2 separate regions of the Homo sapiens genome follow, and region 1 is linked to region 2. A link is a loop called in an ENCODE intact Hi-C map of the cell type or tissue named here. Cell type or tissue: HCT116. All regions are shown on one strand. Each heading gives the region's core, and the rest is flanking DNA. Links, peaks and the distances in the headings are about the cores only.

What was found. A loop is a pair of places that touch in the nucleus more often than their neighbours do. Peaks named below come from ENCODE experiments on the same cell type or tissue, not always from the same donor. Only the 100,000 strongest peaks of a DNase experiment are listed, where the experiment ranks them.
Region 1: it touches region 2 in a loop (7-fold over the local background); 11 of 110 quality-filtered maps call a loop at or near these places.

Annotation. Positions count from the first base shown.
Region 1 is chr4:55,170,291-55,181,880 of GRCh38, reverse strand. No RefSeq gene overlaps it. Among named protein-coding and RNA genes, the nearest start is that of KDR, 50 kb to the right of the region's middle. RefSeq lists enhancers at 5,187-6,386, 11,321-11,590. In HCT116, for the core only: a CTCF peak has its summit at 5,662; DNase peaks (open chromatin) are centred at 5,760 and 5,990; H3K4me3 peaks cover 3,390 bases; H3K27ac peaks cover 1,322 bases.
Region 2 is chr4:55,548,240-55,559,829 of GRCh38, reverse strand. It overlaps PDCL2 (phosducin like 2), which reads left to right. Exons shown (of 6, transcript NM_152401.3): 6 at 3,119-3,311. The coding sequence ends at 3,273. Among named protein-coding and RNA genes, the nearest start is that of CLOCK, 7.1 kb to the right of the region's middle. In HCT116, for the core only: a CTCF peak has its summit at 5,171 (motif pointing right); DNase peaks (open chromatin) are centred at 5,189, 8,997 and 9,739; H3K4me3 peaks cover 556 bases; H3K27ac peaks cover 1,973 bases.

The DNA of each region.
Region 1 (11,590 bases), core at 1,820-9,819, 380 kb after region 2:
AACTCTTGGTGTGACCTATAATTAGAAAATTTCCAAACAGAGAATAAAAACAGAGACTGTATGCCACTTCCTGACCCCACTCACCCATACAGGCTAAGCCATTGGTGGGAGACAGATAAGAAAACACCAAGGAAGGAAACTTGAGCCAGGCTGCTTGTTCGCTCTGATGACGACTCAGCCTGGGATGGGAGGATTGAATATTCCCTTACAGTTGAAACGATCCTGAAGGCATCTTAAGAAGGAATAGCATTACTTCCATAAACCACAATCAACCAATAACATGAGGGTATTCCATGCTGTCCCTCTATAAGGACCTTCCATACTGTGTTGCTAATGAAATAGCTGGAGATAGTTAATTAATTACAATAGAGAAAAAGGCCTGGGTTGGTATACTGGCTCTTGTCCACGACTTCTGGAATTTTGGGCAGGTTGCCTCACCCTCCAGCCTCGCTGGCTGGTCTGTAGGGGAAAATGATGGCTGCACATCTGTTAGGGTAGTAAAGATTCAACGCGATGAGGCATGTGAAAACACTTAGAAATCTGCAAAGATCCTTTACAAATGCTGGCTGTTGTTATGTTAAACATGTCTTTGTACAGTGTGTAATGGTCTTCCCTACTTACAATAACATCAGGAATCTAAAGCAGACTATGGTTTTTCTCACTAGTAGACAATCCCTCTGTGAGGGGTGTAGTCATTGGTAGCAAGAGTTTATAGAGGTCACCACCCCCTCTGCTGTGACTCACAGACCCCATGCACCAATCAAGGTGCAATCCTGAGGCTCCACCAGGTTTCCCAAGGCCAAACTCGATGCTAGCACGGAGCAGACTGTGGTGTGATTTCTAGTGTAAGGCAGGGAGTCAGAATTCTGCTCTCCCACTTACTTGTTTTGTGACTTTCGGCAAATAAGTTCATTTTTCTGAGTCTCCATTTCTTCTTATGCATGTGCCTTCCTCCTATCCATTCACATATATCCCAAAATGAAATGTGAATATTGACCCTGCTGGTTTATTGATAGGTTACATGAGTGAAGACATTGGTGAACTGTTTGAGGACAGGGATTTCCTCCCAAGCATATTACACAGTGGCTTGCATATAGTAAGTGCTCAATTAATACTGATTTAATAAAAATATGTTTAAAAACCCTAGCATTGTGACAGGCACATCATACACATAGCTGCTGGTTTGAATTTTGGTTCTATATCTTCAATACCTTTTTTCCCCTCTTAAATAAAGATGTCACTAATCAATGGAATTACCTTAAACCATGACCCTTTACCTCTCTGGGTCTTGTTCTTCACCATAAAGGAAGCTAGAGCAGTTGGTCTCTCATGTTTCCTCTATGTGATAAAGATTGACTGTTTTCAAAAACCAAATCTACCTTCAAATTAGGCCATTTTTGCCTCTATTGAGTATGTTGCTAAACTAACCTGAGAGCTTAGTTTAAAAGCAGTTGGTGTAAAAAAGAAACTCCTTCAAGTTTTAACTGACTTCAACTTTTGCATGAAAAATGGCTATTTCACCCTGGAAGGTCCTGGGTTCTCCATGTCCCATTCAACTTGTATACCTCCCACTCTCAAAAGTGTTGAGGTTTAGAAAAGAAATGATTTGGTCACCCAACTGCAAATGATGAGGGAACCCAGCTGCCTGGCAAATGAGCAGTCCCTTAGGTCTTCCGGCAGAAACTGAGGCACGGCCTCTCTCATTCTGCAATGGCCAAAGCTGCTGCCTTGGAACCTGCTGTTGGAGTCTGGGGACCCAGAAAAAGTGCAGCATATATGGAGGAATCTAGAACCACATCATATGAGAAATGATGTTAGGAACGCAGGATGTTTGGCCTGGAGAAAGTTCAGTGACGACATGATAGCTGACTTTAAATGTTTTAAAAACTAAGACTCTTCCAAGTGACACTAAAAGGCCAAACTGGGGCCAGTTGGAGACCTACCTATGGGGAATGTGTTAGATGAATTGTAGCCTGTCCGTTCAGAGCTATCAATCTAGGATATGGAACTATGTCTACAATGCAATACTAAAGGAAACAAGCCCTGTTGTCAGAAGTATATAAAGTATCTGGCTGGGCGCGGTGGCTCATGTCTGTAATCTCAGCACTTTGAGAGGCCGAAGTGGGTGGATCACTTGAGGTCAGGAGCTCGAGACCAGCCTGGCCAACATGGTGAAACTCCATCTCTACTAAAAATACAAAAATTAGCCGGACATGCTCACTTGAACCCAGGAGGTGGAGGTTGCAGTGAGCCGAGATTACGCCACTGCACTCCAGCCTGGGCGAAAGAGCGAGACTCTGTCCCAAAAAAACAAAAAACAAAAAACAAAAAAACAAAAAATTAATTGTATAAAGAATCTGATCACCTCTGGGGAATAGAATCTGGTGGGACGTAGTGGGGGAACCTTAATTTTTACTTTATAAACCTTTGTAATGCTTTACAAACTGCTGTGTTTGATTAGTCATGAACAACTTTTTAAAAAATGAATAAATGGGAAAAAGTTATAATGAGAGAAAGTAATACGTAATGTAAGGAAGAGAATTAGAACCATCAGAACTCAGAAGAAAAAAAATCACCTGTGGGAGTGGTGAGCTTCTCTTCTGTGGAGATATTCAAGCAGAGTTTGGAGAAGAGCTTGTTACTGCTGTCAGGACATATGAATGTTGCATGGGGAGTTGGGGAAGTGGTCTCTAAGGCTTCTGTCAGCCCTGTGATTCTACTGCATTTAGAGATTCTATGAAATAAAACCACTTAATGGTACTGCTTATGTCCATTTTAAACCATAATCCTTGGCCTAGAAACAAAAACTAGGCTATTACTATTACTGTTATCCTCTGATTTAAGACTTCTTCTGTTTATGTTGTCATTGTTATTGGTAAGTAGTAGTATAGTAATATTATTATCATGGGTTATTTCCTGAGTCACTAAGGGCTGAGTATCCCTTATCTGAAAGTGTTCGGACCAAAAGTGTTTTGGAATTTGGATTTTTTTGGTCACAAGGCCAGTAGTGTGGTGGAGATTTTGGATGCCAACTCCTTAACATCCATTTGATCTCACGCTAATTATATTAAAACATGTGACCTTGGGAAATACCTCCTCTCTAAAGATAGTTTCTGATTAGCCTGAGCCAACAGCTGTCATAAAAAATGTAAAAATGAAAATTGTGTCTTCCTTATTGTAATGGGTGTGACGATTTGAAACTTGCTCATGTGCTGTTTCTGGTTAATCTTTTTGAGGAAATGATTTGTGCCTTCGTGGGACCAGGGCTTCCCTCTGCCTGCATGGGTGGGGTGGGAAAACACAAGTGGAGGATGTGGAGATTAGAAATCTTACATATAGAATGCAAAGACAAAGGTGCAAGTAATAATCCCCGCCTCCACTGAAAATAAAACCGCATTCTGTGGGAAGACAATGGCCTTACAAGCCAGCCATTGTTTTGAGGAGGAATTTTAAAAATTCCTTGATTTCCCTCTAAAATACACAAAGGAAAAGGCCTTGCTTTTTCAACTAGGGATGAGAAAGCCTGGTTACCAGTCTTGTTGCTCTGCCGTTATGACACTGAATAGTCAATGAATATCCCATCCTGTTTCATCTCTGAGGAGCTATGGGAAGAAGAAAAGTAGTTAAGAGAAAAGGAGAGGGAGAGAGGTGAGAAGCGGGCACCTGGGCCTGTCCCCCACTGCGTTGAAACTTCTGGAAGAGGAGATGCGCACCACCAGCCAGAGAAGTCTCAGGGGGTCTGAGGGCTGGGGCCTTGCCCCTACTTCTTGGGCACAGCCTGGGAAAATTGTAGTCTCTTTAGAGTCCCTCAATGCATCAGACTCGGGAAAAATGTGGTAGTATGCAGATGTAATCAGACGTGGTTGTGGTAGGCTTCTGGGGGAATAGAGTTCCCAGTGTCTGGAGATGCTGAGGCTGGGGTGACAGGGAGTCCAGAGAAGCCCACAGGCCCAGACTATTGCGTAGGTCCCAGAAGGTGGTCAGGTGAGCAAGCCTGGCTCACTTCCTTCTGCAAGCCCCAGGCCTTCTTAAGGAGACTAGGGAGCTATGTCAATGGGACACATACAGACTGGGCCTCTGTAAGACCCCTGAAGCCAGGAAGTTGAGACAGGGATATTTGTATGGTAGCAAAGACCACGGAAGGGCTCCAAGGTCGAGGCATCCGGCCTCACTAAAGACTAGCACCAGACCACAGGGTTCCTGCCCACCAAAGCCAGAAGGAAGGGAGGAAGGGGAGCTACACTCATTCTCCACACATCCAGACCTTACCCAGACCTAGTCAGCCAAGGGTGATGGTGGAGAAATCTGAGATCCAGCACTGTTTGGAGCAGCTGTATCCAATAGGGCATTCTGGGATGATAAAAACATTCTGAATATATAATATGTAGCCATGAGTAGTGTGTAGCTATGAAACGCTAGACCTGTACCCAGTGATAGGAATTATTATTATTTTTTATTTTAAACATTTTTAATTGTAAAAATAATATAATAACATTAAAAGAGAATTTAAAATAGAAAAACAGTACCCCTCCTAATCCTTACATGCTAACACAGTTATTTGTATATTCTCTGAGTCACAATTCCCTTGTATATCTATTTTTACATTTTAAAAATCATAGAACACATATAAGTTAAAAATCAACTTCTAATTATTCGACTTCTAAGGACATCTAGGAAGAGAGCTAAACTATTTCTGAGTAAAGAGCAGTGAAAATAAACCTCATTTTTTTGATAATTATTTTAAGAAATAAAAGGGAAGTCAAATAGGATAAGTGTGTGGGGAATTAAATTTTAAGTGTTCACATTTAAAATTAAAGAGGCATTAGCGGCTGTGAAACCAGACAGTGCATATTCTAGATGGACTATTTTGTGTACTGGATTGAGCTATATTTTAAAGTAGACAGGATGAAAACTTAATGTTTCTCCTCTGACAACTGGGGATTGTAAAGAAGAATGGGTTAGTTACAGTTCAAATAAGGAAACTCCCTCTTTTCTGTATGTCCAACGGTTGTGAGAGAAATCTGTGACCCCCTCCACATTATTGCTAATGAATATGAGCTCACTGGTGAAAACTCTGGAAAATACAGGTAAGCTAAAAGGAAAATCAGCAAACATCTCTAGTCCCATCACTTCCCTTTTTGTTTTAATAAATATCTGTCCAGTCATGTGACTGTAGGTGTTATATGTGTGTGTGTGTTTATTTCTACGAGTGAAATTACAGTGTCCTATTGTTTTAAAATTTGCTTTTAACCCTGAATTACATCACAAATACCCTCCAAATGAAAGCATCGAGGCAGTCTTCAGTGTGATCAGGTCATGAACAATGCCTTGATGAGTGTCCTGATCGCTGATATTTCTACACAGCCACAGCTCTTGCCTTGACTACTGCCCCACTCCATCCTATGTCCTGCCAGCATCTGTGAAATCCCACGGATGCATCCCATGTCCCTTCCCATCAACCCACCCATCCACCCTGCTCTTTCTCCCTCCTGATAACCCACCTTGCCACTCGGGGAAGAATTAGAGGAAGAGAGTTTAACCTCACTTCAGTCCTGTTGAGCATTTCCACATTCCGCTGATTGGGAAACGGTAGGTCCTCTCTCTTGGTTGGGAGTGGGGTTCTCCGCTTGTCTCCCTCAAGATTTAAGAGGTGAAAAGGCCACCTGGTGGTTTCCTGTTTATGGAAACCTCCTCTTTCCTCACCTCTCCTTCCTGTCCTCTTCTTCCTGTCTTTGCCTTCACGTGCCCCCTGCAGTTTCCGGCTGTGTCCTGACATGGAGGCTTCTCTGAGCTCATGGTAGGGATGTGTGAGAGGATCCCCACCAGCTAGGATCCTTTCGTATTTCATTTTCTCAGCTATAAATTAGTTACAAAACCCTGTTTCTAATTTGATGAATTTCCAGTTTGGGAATGTGTCCCCAACCTGACTCCATTCTCTCAGTGGCAAACTGTTGCTTGTCCCTGAGACGGATTCCTTAAATTACTAAGCAATGACAAGACTCCAGGGAGTAAGAAAGAGTCATTGGTTGCTGATAATTGTCCTCACATTGTATGAATCATCCGTCCCTATTTGTATGGCAGAGTGAATAAGAAGTTACTGTAAAGAATTGCTGTAAAACTGTTTTACTCATTTTATTCAGAAAAGGCAATGCACAAGGCATGAAATTTGAAAAGCTCAAAAAGGCATAGAATGAAGAGCAGTTCTTCCTCTTACCCAGGTATCCAGAGAGGTTCTTCTCTCCAGAGGTGACTGCTGTTACCATTTTCTTGTGGAGACGACTATGCCTTTAACGTCCAATAAGGTAGCTGTGGCCATGTGTGCTGACTTGTGTGTAGCCATACAACACTTGAAATGTGGCTAATCTGAATTGAGATGTGCTACAAGTGTAAAACGCATACCGTATTAAAGTCTTATGAAAGAAAGAATGTAAAACATCTCATAAATAATTCTTATATTGATTGCATGTTGACATGTTGATAATAGTTTGGATATCATTAAATGCATTTTATCTGTTTAATTTCTTTGTGCTACTAGGGCATTTAAAATTACACATGTGGCTTACATTTGTTGCTTGCATTATATTTCTATCACACAGTCCTGGTCTATACATAAATAAGAATACACATACACAGGGGAGTGTGTGTGTGCGTGAGCAACGCAGGCATGTGCCATAGCATAATAGAAACGCTGTTCTGCACCCTTTTTTCCACTTAGCAATGTGTCTTGGCAATTGTGTTACATCACTACATAAAGAGATTTTTAAAAGTAGTGATTTATGGTATTTTGTTGTAAAAAACTTCATTTATAGAAGCAGCTCTTGTTGCTGGACCTTCAGATTGTTTCCAACTTTTCCGTCCAAATTTTTACACGATACTATAATAAATAAACTTGTCTTTTTCACACTTAAGGAGTTGGAAAAACTGGGTCAAAGAATATTTATGGCTGGGTGTGGGGGCTTATGCCTATAATCCCAGCACTTTGGGAGGCCAAGGTGGGTGGATCATGAGGTCAGGAGCTGGAGACCATCCTGGCCAACATGGTGAAACCCCGGCTCTACTAAAAATGCAAAAATCAGCTGGCCGTGGTGGCTCGTGCCTGTAATCCCAGCTACTCAGGAGGCTGAGGTAGGAGAATCGCTTGGACCAGGGAATTGGAGGTTGCAGTGAGCCGATATTGCACCACTGCACTCCAGCCTGGCCACAGAGCGAGATTCCATTTAAAAAAAAAATTATTTACATGGTTAACCTTGAGAAATGTAATCCAGTTTCTCTCCTTAGAGGATGTGACAATTTACACACCCATAAGCAATGTATGAGTGTTCTCATTTCCCTTCCATTTTCTAACACAGTATATTCTCAAACATTTTTATCTTTGCCCATCTGACAACTGGTAAATTATGATATATAGTTAATCTAGACTACCTGGTCATATATCTTTGTTTAACACATATCTGAGGCTGGGTGTGGTGGCTCACGCCTGTAATTCCAGCACTTTGGGAGGCTGAGGTGGGTGGATCACTTGAGGTCGAGAGATTGAGTCCAGTCTGGCCAACATGGTGAAACCCTGTCTCTACTAAAAATACAAAAATTAGATGGGCGGGTGGCAGGTGCCTGTAATCACAGCTACTTGGGAGGCTAAGGCAGGAGAATCACTTGAACCCAGGAGGGGAGGTTGCAGTGAGCTGAGATTGCGCCACTGCACCCCAGTGTGGGCAACAGAGTAAGACTCCATCACACACACACACACACACACACACACACACACACACACACACACACAAAATAACCACACACACAAAAAAGAAAAACCATATCTGAGAATAACAATGATTAATTATGGTTTCCAAAGTGTTTTCATGTTTCCTCTTTTAATTTTTACAATAACCCAGTCATAATAAGCATTTTACCAAAAGCCAACCAAAACTGAGGTAAAGAAGAGAAATATATCTTTGTGTGTGGTAAATATACACATAAATTCATTTAATTCTCAACACAATATGGAAGCAGATTTTGTAGGCTTTGTTACTGCCGTTTTATAGATGAGGACACTGAACTTCAGAACAGTTAAGTGACTCATCAGAAATCACACAGCTAGCAAATAGAGGGGTGAGTTATACAACTTTGCTGTTAGATAAAGCATGAGTTAACTGTGGCTCAGCTGTTGTACTAGCTGTGTGAACTTGGATGAGTTCATTCATATGTAATATTGACATGTAATATGTGGAGAATAAAGGTACCTACCCCATGGGAAGGTGTCAAAATTAATCAGGATATTGTATATAAATACTTAGCACAGTGCCTGGCACAAAGGAAGCTCTTAAATATGTATGTGTGTGTGGTGTGTATGTATGTATGTATGTGCATGTGTATGTATGTGTGTGCATGTATATACACACCTGTATGTGTATTGTACATGTGTGTGCCAGTCAAAACCCAGGTTTTTTATTTCCTGAGCTCCCTCCCTGTCATTTTCTCCCTTCTAGCGACTCAGTCTCTTCTGGGCAGCAAAACTCATTTTGATCAGTTCTTTTCTTTGTGTGAGTTGAGGAAGGGCTGGAGCAGAGAGGAGACATTTCCATGTCTTCATTGCCTGCCACTTCCTCCCCAGCTTAGGAAGATGCTCGCCCTCTCTGTCCCTGATCTTTTTCTTCATCAGATGGGTCATTGGTGTAAAGTCAATAATGTGGGTACTATTAGAAATTTCTTTGAGGTCTTGGAGAAAAACAAGTTTAAGCTGCATGCACGTGTGATTGAAAACAAGGCAGTGTTCATACTGGGGCTCATGTAGAAACTACCTGTGACTCAGGGACACTGCTGATCAGGTCAGGCAGGTCATGGTGTATTTAAATGGCCCCCAAATCAAGTAAATGATGACAATATAATAAACTACAACTGTGAAGTAGAGAAGAACCTTTGTGTGATTTTAGAACAGTTTTGATTCTCTTTTGAAAAAAATGACAGGAAGTAAGCGATCAGGAAATGCAGGAACAATAGCCTTTTCCTGGAAGTGTGGCTCTGAAGAGATGACTAAATGTTCAGACATGCTGGGCTGAATAGGCAGGGGCCAAGACCAGGGGCCGCAGCAGGGAGAAGGAGCCAGGATTACTTATGAGAGTGGACAAAGCCAATAGGTTAGGTTACATGTATTATTTATTACTCTCTATCTGGTGAAAATAAAAGAGAGATCATGGCAAGGTTACATTAGACCTGGAGATTATCAAGTCATTAATTGGCAAAAACTGCTACCTGACTTGAAGCCTTTAAAAAGTTTGTAGTATCAGGCAGGAACAGCCAAGAGGAGTTGCCTTCATTTCCTTTGATAAAGGGAACATCCTAGGGGTTTTTGAAAGCTTAAAAATGGCAGCACTACCACCAGACAGTGACCACTTGTTGACCTGTTGGTCCCCGTTTTATTAATCCACTGAATGCTGTGTTTGTGTTTTGAAAGGCTTTGTACGCCAAAGCACAATTATTAAGCCAAGAGTTGTTTTCTTTCTTTAAAAATTATTAATCATAATTTGTAGAAAAATAAAACTACTCTTCTGAATGTCTTATCAGCCTGAGGTACTCAAGGTTACCACACTGAATTGATGTAATTCTAGCTACAAGTGGAACACAAGTTGTCTTAGCTCTTCTAAGCAGCCTTATTACCAGCAAACCCATCATTTCTCCTAGGCTTTGTGGAATGTTGAAAAGTCCTTCTGCAGCACCAGTAATGTCTCTCCAGACTCTTCAGGGGACTTGGAGCCTCAACATCTGTTTTGTAGGGGGCCCTAGGAAAGAAGGAAGTCCCTTTCCAATACAGTGTCAGATTCAAGTAAAATTAATGTTTTAATTTATTTGAAAATCACTTAAAGATGAGAAGAAAAAGATTCATAACTCTAGCCACTTAGACAAATATGAGAAGAGTGCCTCTGTTGGTCCCTCTCATGCCACGCTGCAGAGGTAACTGCTATTAAAAAAAAAAAAGGTGTGTATTATTCTCATTTCTTTTTTTTTTTTTTTTTTTTTTTGAGATGGAGTCTCGCTTTGTCACCCAGCCTGGAAGGCAATGGCATGATCTCGGCTCACTGCAACCTCCGCCTCCCGGGTTCAAGCGATTCTCCTGCCTCAGCCTCCTGAGTATCTGGGATTACAGGTGCGCACCTTCACGCCTGTCTAATTTTTGTATTTCTAGTAGAGATGGGGTTTCACCATGTTGGTCAGGCTGGTCTCGAACTCCTGACCTTGTGATCCACCCGCCTTGGCCTCCCAAAGTGCTGGGATTATAGGCGTGAGCCACCGTGCCCGACCCCCATTTCTTTCCTTAGCTGTGCAATTATATTTACATCTACTTTATTCAAATGGGATGAAATTTGCTGTTTTTTTTTTTTCTTGAGACAGGGTCTCACTCCATCACCCATGCTGGAGTATAGTGGCGTGATCTCTGCTCACTGCAACCTTCACCTCCTGGGCTCAAGTGATCCTCCCACTTCAGCCTCCCGAATAGCTGGGACCACAGGCTGGGTGCCACCATGTCCGGCTAATTCTTTTGTATTTTTTATAGAGACAGGGTTTCACCATGTTTCCCATGCTGGTCTTAAATTCCTGAGCTCAATCGATACATCCTCCTTGGCCTTCCAAAGTGCTAGGATTACAGGTATAAGCCACTGCACCTGGCCCCCAGTTTTTCCTTTTTATTTTTATTTATTTATTTATTTTTTGAGACAGAGTCTCGCTCAGTTGCCCAGGCTGGAGTGCAGTGGTGTGATCTCATCTCACTGCACTGAGGTCACTGCACCTCGGCTCACTGCACCTCGGCTCACCGCACCACCTCCCAGGTTCACGCCATTCTCCTGCCTCAGCCTCCTGCATAGCTGGGACTACAGGCACCTGCCACCACGCCCGGCTAATTTTTTTTTTTTTTTGTATTTTTAGTAGAGACAGGGTTTCACTGTGTTAGCCAGGATGATCTCGATCCCCTGACCTTGTGATCCACCTGCCTCAGCCTCCCAAAGTGCTGGGATTACAGGCATGAGCCAGTGCGCCTGGCCAGTTTTTCCTTTTTAAAAATAGTTATAATGAGATATACGCAAATGTGAAATGGTACAGCCACTTTGGAAAACATTAGCAGTTTACTATAAAATTAAACAGACACTTAACATATGACCCACCAATCCCACTTCTAGCTGTTTATCCCAAAGAAATGAAAACATGCCCACACAAAAGCCATGTACGTGAATATTCAGAGCAAAAAAATGAAAACAACTCGAATGTTTATGAACTCATGAATGGAAAAACAAATTGTGGTATATTCATGTGATGTCGTACTACTCAGCAATTAAAAGGAACAAAGCATAAATACACATAATGACATCGATGACTCAAAAGCTGTGTGCAGTGGCTGGGTGTGGTGGCACTCACCTATATTCCCAGCTACTCAGGAGGCTGAGGCACGAGAATCATTTGAACCCAGGAGGAAGAGGTTGCAGTGAGCCAAGATCGTGCCATTGTACTCCAGCTTGAGCAACACAGTGAGACTGTATCTTAAAAACAAAAAACAAAAAACAAAACAAAAAAAACTATGTGCAATGGAACTCAAACACAAAAG
Region 2 (11,590 bases), core at 1,975-9,974:
TGTGGTAGCATGTTATCAGAATTTTTTTCCTTTTTAAGTATATCTTGTGTATCCCTTCATCTGTTAATGGACACCTAGGTTGTTTTCACCTTTTGGGTACTGTGAATAATGCTGTTATGAACATGTGTGTACAAATAATATGCTCATCTCCGTTTTTAATTCTTCTGGGAATATACACAGAAATGGAATTGCTAGATGATATGGTAATTCTATTTTTAATTTTAAAAAGAACTATCTGGTCTTCTTGTTATGCTTTAACTTAAGTATATCTATAGAAATAGAAGGAATAATTAATTGCAAAATTGAAAGTATTTAATAAAGGGCATTATATTGTAGTATCATTCTGCAACTTGCTTTTTTAAAAATCTCAACCATAGTATTCAGAATCTCTTATTTCATATATGTCTGATTCAATAACTTTATCTCCTGTCTAGCATTCTATAATCAGCTATTCCTCAATTTATCATTCCCCTACTGTGTGAAATGTGAGTTTCCAATTTTCCCATTATGAACAATTCTGCTGTGACCATTGTTGTGCCCACCTGTAAAAATTTTCTCAAGGATATATGGAGAATTGTGGGATCATAAGGTATACACATTTTCAACTTCACTTGATAGTTGATAGATTGCTCTGTAAATGAAAGTATCAATTTATCCTTCCATCGGTGTTTGAAGATATACCCACATCTTCACCAGTTCTTGTTAATTTTAGACTATTGGTTTTTTGGTCAATCTGATGGATATGAAGTTGGTATCATTTCATTGTTTAAATGTGGATTTCCCTGATTACAAGTGAGGTTATGGATTTTTTCATATGCATTGGTCATTCTGATTTCCTCTCCTGTTTATATACTTTGTCCATTTTGTCATTTGTGTTTTTTCATTGATTTATAAGAGTGCGTGTGTGTGCATATGTTGTTTCATTGATTTATAAGAGTGGGTATGTGTGCATGAATGTGTATGTAAAGTTCTGGATACTATTTTTATAGTATTACTAATATATTCTCACCAGTTATGGCTTATCATTTCAATTGTCAGATAAAAGTTATGATTTGGCATAGTGAAAATTATTAATCTTTTTCTTTACTTTGCATGTTTCGTGCTTTCTTTTGAAAAGCTTTCTGTATTCCCAAGGTGAAAAATATATTCTCCTATACTTTCTTCTAAGAGTTTTAAAGTTTCATTTTTGAGCTTAGGTCTTGAATAACATTGGGCTTTTGTGTATCATTTGATGTAAGGTATTGTATTAGTCTATTTTCACGCTGCTAATAAAGACATACCTGAGACTGGGTAATTTATAAAGGAAAGAGGTTTAATTGACTCACAGTTCAGCATGGCTGGGGAGGCTTCAGCAAACTTACAATCATGGCAGAATGGGAAGCAAACGTGTTCTTCTTCACATGGCAGCAGGAAGGAGAAGAATGAGAGCTAAGTGAAGTGGGGAAAAAGCCCCTTATAAAACCATCAGATCTTATGAGAACTCACTCAGTATCAAGAGAACAGCATGGAGGTAACAACCCCCATAATTCAATTACCTCCCACCCACAACACGTGGGGATTATAAGAACTATTGTTCAAGGTGAGATTAGGGTGAGGACATAGCCAAACCATATCAGGAATGTGTCTACTTTTTTTCTGTAAGAAAATGCAATTGTTTCAACACCATTTATTAAAATTTCACTTCATTCTTTTTTTTTTTTTTTTGAGACGGAGTCTTGCACTGTTGCCCAACTGGAGTGCAATGGCGCGATCTCGATCTCGGCCCACTACAACCTCTGCCTCCTGGGTTCAAGCGATTCTCCTGCCTCAGCCTCCTGAGTAGCTGGGATTACAGGTGCCTGCCACCACGCCCAGCTAATTTTTTTTTTTTTTTTTTTTGTATTTTTAGTAGAGATGGAGTTTCACAATGTTGGCCAGGCTGGTCTTGAACTCCTTACCTCAGGTGATCCGCCCTCCTCAGCCTTTCGAAGTGCTGCGATTACAGGTGTGAGCCACCACGCTCGGCCAACTTGTTTAATTTTATAGGCTCACAGCTGGAGGGAAATGTGCCTCAGTATAAATTGTGTCTTGAGTCTTACCTATATCTGATTTAGATGAGACTCTGGACCTTTGAGTTGATGTTGGAACAAGTTGAGACTTTGGGGGCTACTGGGATAGAATGTATGTCTTTTGCATGTGAGAGGACATGAATTTTGGGGGCTGGGGTGGAATGGTATGATTTGAATGTGTCCCCCAAAATTAGTAATCCCCAGTAAAACAGTGTTGAGAAGTGGGACCTTAAGAGGTGATTAGGTCATGAGGTCTCTGCCCTCATGAATGGATTAATGTCATTATTGCAGAAATGGAGTTGTTGTCATGAGAATGGGTTTGTTTTAAAAGTGAGTTCAGCCCTGTCTTGCTCTCTCTCACTCACCTTCTCTAACTCACTTGAATTCTGCCATGGGATAACTTCAGCAAGAAGGCCCTCACCTGATGCAGGCCCCTCAACCATGTACTTCCCAGCCTCCGGAAGTATAAGAAATAAATCTCTGTTCTTTATAAATTACTCAAGTCACAGGTATTCTGTTATCACAAAACAGACTAAGACCCAGTTTAACCATAATTTCTCCCTTTCAGTATAACTTTGCTGTATCCAATGTGTATTTTGATATTGTAGCACTTTTACTGTCACCCGGTTCTAAAGATATCATCAGGCTGGGCGTGGTGGCTCACGCCTGTAATCCCAGCACTTTGGGAGGCCAAGGTAGGGGGATCACTTGAGGTCAGGAGTTCGAGACCAGCCTGGCCAACATGGTGAAACCCTGACTCTACTTAAAAAAATAACAAAACTTAGCTGGGTGTGGTGGCGTGCACCTGTAATTGCAGCTACTCAGGAGGCTGAGGCATGAGAATCACTTGAACCTGGGAGGTGGAGGTTGCAGTGAGCCAAGATTGTGCCACTGCACTCTAGCCTGGGTGACAGAGGGAGACTCTGTCTCAAAAAAGAAAAAAAAACCTATAAATAAATATATCATCATTTCCATGGTAATATTACTAAGAGTCAACTCTTGTTTCATATAGATGAAAAATTATTCATTTTTTCAAGATTTTTAACTGAATGATGGGTTATTTATTACAGAACTTGAATGGAAGCTAGCAGAAGTTGGAGCAATACAGACTGATTTGGAAGAAAACCCCAGAAAAGACATGGTAGATATGATGGTATCTTCAATTAGAAACACTTCTATTCATGATGACAGTGATAGCTCCAACAGTGATAATGATACCAAATAGAGAGAAATATTCAATAAATAGCTTTTAGTATATGTGTACTGAATGTTTTACTTATGACTGCTTTTATATTAGGGATCAGAAAAGTCATAAATAGATTTATTTTATTTTCATTTTTATATTAGAATTATGGCATATATGTCATTTTAAAAATTTCCAGGCATTTCAGAATATTCATTGCCTCTGAAAAAAATAGTATTTGGCGGCCAGGCGTCGTGACTCACGCCTGTAATCCCAGCACTTTGGGAGGCCAAAGCGGGCAGATCACCTGAGGTCGGGAGTTCAAGACCAGCCTGACCAACATGGAGAAACCCCCGTCTCTACTAAAAATACAAAAATTAGCTGGGTGTCTTGGCACGTGCCTATAATCCCAGCTATTTGGGAGACTGAGGCAGAAGAATCGCTTGAACCCAGGAGGCAGAGGTTGTGGTGAGCCGATATCACGTCATTGCACTCTAGCCTGGGCAACAAGAGCGTAACTCCATCTCAAAACAAAACAAAACAAAACAAAAAAACAGAATTTGTGTTAAGCCTTTGGTATTTTTCTGTGGTTTATCCTTTTTCTAACACATGTTGGACAAAAACACAAATGTTACAAGACCTTTCTTGCTTACTCACTTCCAAAGAGAACTACAAATTAAAGCAATGTAAGAAAACCATGAAATTTTATTTAAGTCAACACATTTTAAAATCTAGAGACTTAAGTAAAAAGTTTTAAATTTATGGCCATAATGCTTTTTCTTTGGAATCCCTTACCTATTAAAACATTAACCACTTAATAGCATAATGCAATTAATAGATTCTGAAAAGTACATAAAAAACATCTCTATTCATTATTATCGTTCTGAGTAGTTACTATTAAGTTAGAAAATTACTAAGTATTCTCATTAATAGTTAAAGTATAGAATCATTAGAACACTACACCATGTAAGTTTCTAAATCCTGAGCAGAGGTGAGAAAAATATATTGTAGGATGACTTATATTTTAACAGTAATCACAGAAGAATTCATCATGAGAAAATATACATTAGTACACTGCAGAAGGCCTATAGGATGTTTCGTCTTGGCATAATAATGAACATCACTTTTAGAGGAAAGGTTGGTAAATCCAGCATATAATAGTTCAGTAACAGATTTTTTTCTACTTTGTTTGTATTCATGATCCATAATTCTCATTATGGATGTTCACTGATATTTGTAAGAGAATCTAGACTAGGTTTAAATGCCTAGATTACAAAAATAAATTGGTGAGAATTGAGGCAGTTGAACATTGAGTCAAGAAAAGGCTCTTTCTTGCTATTGGTGGGGGTTTAGGGATCTTAGAGGCTACAGAGAATCATGAAGTGGAAGGAAAGTTAAATACACATTTGAGTAAGGTAATGAGAATTTATTTCACCAGGTGAAATCAATTGATCTAATTCTGGGAAGGATTAGGAAAATTCTTCTGAGATACATCTTGGGACTAGATGGAGGAAAGTTCAGAGAGGTCACACACAGTGGTCTTTATTACAGCATTACACACACTTCAGGTAATTATCTAGTTTTATTTATCCAATTCCTGAACCTTCCAGAAATGGATGGATAAGTTACTATTCAGGATAAAAACAGCCGTGGAAATGAAAGGAAGAGCCATCTTCTAAAGTTACAATGTAACTCTAATGCCTATAATGCATATAACATCTAATGCATATAACCATATTTATCAAAATAACATTCATATACATTATTTTCCCCTCCAATTGAAACCAAATGCAGAAATTCCCCCAAATGTAGTCTTTTAAAAAGTAAATACATATTTGTTTTCTTTTTAAAGTTAAAAGAACAAAGGAAATAATAATAGTATTTAGGAGAGCTTAAAAAAGATATCTATTTCCCTTTGTCTTAACTCAGATCCACCAGGTGGCAGTAAGTTTTTACCCACAAACAGTTCTGGAGACTTTGACATTTGTAAAAATAATAAAATTATATCATGTTAGAACTGACTGCTTGTGATTTCAGCCCCGCTCTTTAGCAAAGTGCACACACACATTCTTTTAGCAAGGACTGATTGATGCCTACCAACACAGGTCACTACTACTTCCATACAGTGCTTCATGTATACATTCTCATTTGACTAGGGTAAAAATATTTGTCAGGATATGCAGAAATTATTTAATATGTAATATTGTTCCCCATTTTACTGAATGAATATTCAATGGGGTACAAAGTTAGTTTTTTTAATTGCCAATATTCAGTCATTTTTTGATCTATAAAAATTGATATTTTATCCTAATATTTTTGTCTATTTTTGCCAAGTGTGCTCTATTGAATCTCCCTTCTCTATAGTGCCTTTTTTGTCAAAATGTGGTAAATGTGGTCCTAGAATCAGCAGCATTCCTAAGGAGCTTGTTAGAAATGCAGAATCTCTGGCCCCATCCCAGACTAACTGAATCATAATTTTCATTTTAATGAGATCTCCAGGTGACACGCACATTAAAATTCGAGAAGCACTACACAGCAAATCCTTTAAAGACAACCTGAGCAACTTCTTTTACCCATCCCACAGTGTGGGTTATTAAGTCTGTCTAGTTGAACACTCCAGTGTCAGTTCCAAGCAAACATTCTCTGGCTGAACTCGTGACTTAAGCAACTCTGAAGATGAAAGGTGGGGTTTTTAACCAGTTTTTCCCTCTCCTTTTGAGGCAGGAGAATAAGGTCTGGAGGCAGGGAACCTAAGGCTGTTTCACTCCAACTTCTTAGAGCCAGATTTAAAGGAAAACCCTAACTTGCCATGCCTAAGTAACAAAAGGACCAGAGGCTACTTTGCAAACCCCCACCTTCTGTGCGTGGCAGATGGGAAATTGGCTGTCTGCAACCAATCACACTGCTTGCTGGCTGAGAGTTCGTTTGCAACTTTGTAACTTCACCTTAGCCTCTGATTGCTTGCTTTTGGCAACCACTCAGACCAATTGCAAGCCACCACTTCATGAAATGAAGTGGCCAATGGGAAGCCTCTAGCGGGTATTTGGACCGGAGAAGATTCTGAGCCACTACTCACGCCGGCTCCCACACTGTGAAGTGTACTTTCATTTTCAATAAATCCCTGCTTTCGTTCTTTAGTTGCTTTATTCTTTCTTTGCGGGGCGTTTTGTCCAATTCTTAGTTCAAAACGCAAAGAACTTGGACACCTTGCAGTCAAGACCCTCTATCAGTAACACTTTCAGGGCCTATCCCTCTAGTGTTGGGGACTGGGAGAGAGAATAGGGATGAAAGGGATAAATTTTCCTTAACTGTACAATGAATACTGCATCCAAATGTTCACTCTTTAATGGGGCACATTGAGTTCTCCTAGAAACTCTGAAACAGCTTCCCAACTGCACAGTCCCTCGATCAACACAGGCGATGGAGCAGTCTTAGCTCTATCTCTGCTAACTCTCTTAGTTTCCTCTCCCAGAAGTAAATCCAGCCTCTTGCTGCTAGAATTTCTTTCCCCCTTCAGGATCAAGATAGTTCAAACCTGGACAGCATTTTCTACGCAGCATCGATTGACCCATGAGAAACTTACACATCCTCGGTATCCTTGCTATACCACATGGTAGATGTTGCAGATTGCTTTATTTCAGCCCACTCCCTGGCCAGCTATTTCTCCAACTCTTTTCCTGTTTCATGTAGGTACAAGGCAATATCAGCAAGTTTGATAGTGAATGAGATGCCACTCTCCCTCCCTCATAGTCACCTAGCTGATTCTGTTGGAGTCTTGTTCACTTGGGATAGGGTGAGGCATAAAAAGGAAAGGAAAAACCATAGTACACCCCAGGAACCTGGCTTCAGTGATTCTGTCAGGTGTTTTTCCTCTTGCCAAGTGTTGAACTTATGTGGTCTGAGGGTAGAGAGTTGGAGGTTTTGGCTATGGTAGATCCCTTTTTGTCCAACTTTTATCCTTGGGTGAAGGAGTGGGTATCTGACCCCAAATGTTGGCAGCTGTTTAGAAGTTGAGGTACTTCATGCACTTGTACCCTATTTTAGATTTCAGTCAGCATCTTTTTTACAAGTATTAGCTGTATCTATTAGTGTTACATATTCTTGCTGGTTCTCAAGTATTCAATCACTAGAACGGTATTAGTCACATCATATTTCACTGACTGATTTTAGTTTGCTTCTCTTTTGTACTTTTGAGAGGTGAAGCCAGCTGGGCTTCTGGGTTGGGTGGGGACTTGGAGAATTTTTGTGTCTAGCTAAAGGATTGTAAATGCACTAATCAGCGCTCTGTGTCTAGCTAAAGGATTGTAAATGCACCAGTCAGCACTCTGTAAAAACGCACCAATCAGCATTCTGTGTCTAGCTAAGAAGGATTGTAAACACACCAATCAGCACTCTATGTCTAAAGCACTCTGTGTCTAAAGGATTGTAAACGCACCATCAGCACTCTGTAAAATGGACCAATCAGCATTCTGTAAAATGGACCAATCAGTGCTCTGTAAAATGGACCAATCAGCAGGATGTGGGCGGGGCCAAATAAGGGAATAAAAGCTGGCACCCAATCCAGCAGCAGCAACCTGCTCGGCCCCCCCTTCTACACTGCGGAAGGTTTGTTCTTTCACTCTTAACAATAACTCTTGCTGCTGCTCACTGTTTGGGTCCACACTACCTTTATGAGCTGTAACACTCACTGTGGGGGTCTGCAGCTTCATTCCTGAAGTGAGCGAGACCATGAACCCACCAGGAGGAACAAACTGCGGACACACCACCTTTAAGAGCTGTAACACTCACTGTAAAAGTCTGCGGCTTCACTCCTGAAGTCAGCAAGACCACAAACCCACTGGAAGGAAGAAATTCTGGACACATCTGAACATCTGAAGGAACAAACTCCAGACACACCATCTTTAAGAGCTGTAACACTCACTGCAAGGGTCCATGGTTTCATTCTTGAAGTCAGTGAGACCAGGAACCCACCGGAAGGAATAAATTCCGGACACACTTTCATGCACATTACTAAGGCTACCCCTTGACAATAATCTGCCTACAGTCATAATTTGGGACAAAGATGATTCTAAAAATCATCTTTCTGGCATTTCATTCACTCATTAAATCATTCATTCACCTCAGGCATTGGTGGTTTTGTTTGTTTGAGACAGACTTGCTCTGTCACCCAGGGTGGAGTGCAGCAGCACGATCTGGGCTTACTGCAGCCTCTGCCTCCCAGGTTCAAGTGATTATCCTGCCTCGACTGACTCTTGCTCTGTCACCCAGGCTGGAGTGCAGCAGCACGAACTGGGCTCACTGCAGATACTGCCTCCCAGGTTCAAGTGATTTTCCTGCCTAAGCCTCAGACTATAGACATGCACCACCACACCTGGCGAATTTTTTTGTATTTTTTAGTAGAGACAGGGTTTCACCATGTTGGCCAGGCTGGTCTCAAACTCCTGACCTCAAGTGATCTGCCTGCCTTGGCCTCCCAAAGTGCTGGGATTACAGACTTGAGGTACCACACCCAACCTGGTTTTTATTTTTAAATTTTAATTAATTTATTTTAGTGATGGGGTCTTGCTACATTGCCCAGGCTGTTCCTTAACTCCTGGGCTCAAGCAATCCTCCCGGCTCAGCTGGAACTACATGTACGTGTCACTCTACCCAGCTCACCTGAGGTATTGAAATGGATGCTACACGTATAGTGGCAAAGAAAACACATGGTTCTCGCCCTTCTGGAGTTTATCTTGTGGTGGTAGGGAAAATAGTTAATAAGAAAACAAATATCATATATACATATAACTAATATATACATAATTTAAACTTAAGTATTATGGGGGAAACTGGACACAACAGAAGAGAATAACTTTGGATATTATTGGTGGTGGGGGGGCAGGTGGGGTGTTGGAGGGAGACCTACTTAAATAGGGTAGTTAGATCTTTGAGATGTGATGGTTGAGAAGGAGCCAGCCATGAGAAAAGGTAGGAGGGGTCCAGGCAAGGGCACAGCATGCATGAAAGCCTGAGAGCAGAGATAAATTAGCAAAGAAATGAAAGGCAGTTTCTGGGTTGGAGTGTCACAGGAAAAGGAAAAAAATGGTAAGACATGAGGTTGGAGAGGTAGGGAGGGGCCAGATCAAACAGGTTATTGTGACCATAATTAGGAATTTGTATGTAATGGGAAATGACAAAAGGGGTTTTAGAAGAAAATAATGTGACTTCACTTATATTTTCAAAATAATTTGACTGCTCTGTGGAGAATAGATTGAAAGAAGCATCCAAGATATTTGTGATACAGAAGAAGAGACATCAGGTAGATAAACAGACGTGTGTATAGAGCCCAAGGGAGAAGTGAAGGCTGGAGTTAAAAATCTGTGAGTCATTTCAACTATTCTTAGGGTTCCAACAAGAAATTGTAAAGATTTACAACCACCATCGTCACCACCTAGCCTTTATGTAGCAGTTTAATTTACCTTTGATCATCACAGTTCTCTGAAATGCCTAGTCTTGTAACTTTACAGATAAGTACCTGAAGCTCAGAGGAATTACTTGATTTGCTCACTATCTCTCAGCATGAGTCAGAATTTAAGCCAAGAGTTTTGACCACAAAGTCTATAATACTACCTCAACTATGAGGCAGGGTTTTGTAGTTCCATTTTAAAGGGATTAGAAAGAATATGAGTAACTGAATAAACTATGCAAGCTTTAAAAAAATACTTAACCTTATATTCTCTATTAAGCATATCTTAAAGCTTCCTGTTCTCCAATTCACCTTAAAGTATGGTAGTAAAACTAGGAATGTCAATGAATGGATGAGTTACTATGAAAGAACAGATATGACTTTGTGACTGATGGGACATAGGAGTTAGGGCAAGAATTAGAGCAAAAGAGACATGAAAATTACCCAAAAAGGAACATCATTGACAAGAATAGCCAACATTTCTATGGGATTTCTTATGTACCAGATAAAATTACACACACACAGACACACACACTGTCTCGGTTAAGCTATGAGATAGGATTGTAATTATCCCATTTTAAAGATGACGAAATTAAAGAACAGAGAAATAACTTGCTTAAAGTCATGCAGAATATTAGTGGTGAAGCTATGATTTAAATCCAGGCAGTTAAGATCCTAATTTTGTACTCTTAACCACTATGATACGTTGCCTACCAACTGGGGGAAATCAGTTGACAGAGGAGTTGGAAATACTCAGTTTAAATGATAGCAAGGTTCACAAGAAAGGGTGAACAGAATATCTGAAATTATGTTTAAGGCTATGGAATATAAATTTAGGAGCTATGAAATTATGAGGCAGGATTTTTGTTTTATGGAAATGTGGGATCTGGAAGTTGGAAAAGCTATTGGAAATATCCAATACAGGCTGGGTACAGTGGCTCGCGCCTGTTAATCCCAGCACTTTGGGTGGCTGAGGTGGGTGGATCACTTGAGGCCAGGAGTTCAAGACCAGCCTGGCCAACATGGTGGAACCCCATCTCTACTAAAAATACAAAAATTAGCTGGTGTGGTGGTGGGAGTCTGTAATCACAGCTACTTGGAAGGCTGAGGCACAAGAATTGCTTGAACCCGGGAGGCAGAGGTTTCAGTGAGCTGAGATCATGCCACTGTACTCCAGCTGGGCAACAGAGCAAGACTCTGTCTCAAAAAATCTGTCTCAAAAAAAAGACATATCCAGTACATTTTTTCTTTTCTTGGAGAGAATGTGGGAGAAAGGAGAAGCTGTGAACTGAACCATGGGAAATGTTCAAGCAGTGAGAGAGGACTGAGCAGAAAAACGGGGGATTATCAACAGGTCTTGGTAAATAATTAAATACAGTGAAAGAGGGAGGAGTCAAAGATGGACATGGTTTGATCTTGGTGACTGAGAGGACAATGAAATCATTAAAAAGGGCAAAGGTATTTTGAAGATAATATGTTCTAGATGATGGGGAATATAAGGAGGGATCAGTGTCTCTAGAATAAAATTCAAAAATCCATCCTAGGGAAAGCATTCAAGCCCTCTCTTGTCTGGCTGCAACCTACCTTATCAGTATTAATAACTTTGCCTCCGTCTTGCTACCTACCTCTTGTCAGTCGGGACTCTTGATTACATGTGAAAGAAAACCTCTCACTGGTTTAAGCAATAAAACAGATGCAAGAATTTACTGACTGGTTTAACGAAATTTCCAGAGGAATCTAATCTACATTTGTTTCCAGGCCTCAAACATGTCTTTAGGCCAAACCTGTCTTCAAATCTGCTTTTTTTCCGTGTTGCCTTCTTTCTCAGAATTCACGTGTGGAAAGATGGCTCCAGGTCTCCATTCTCCCAGATTTAAACCCATTGGTAAAGACGTAACACCCTTCTTAGGAACC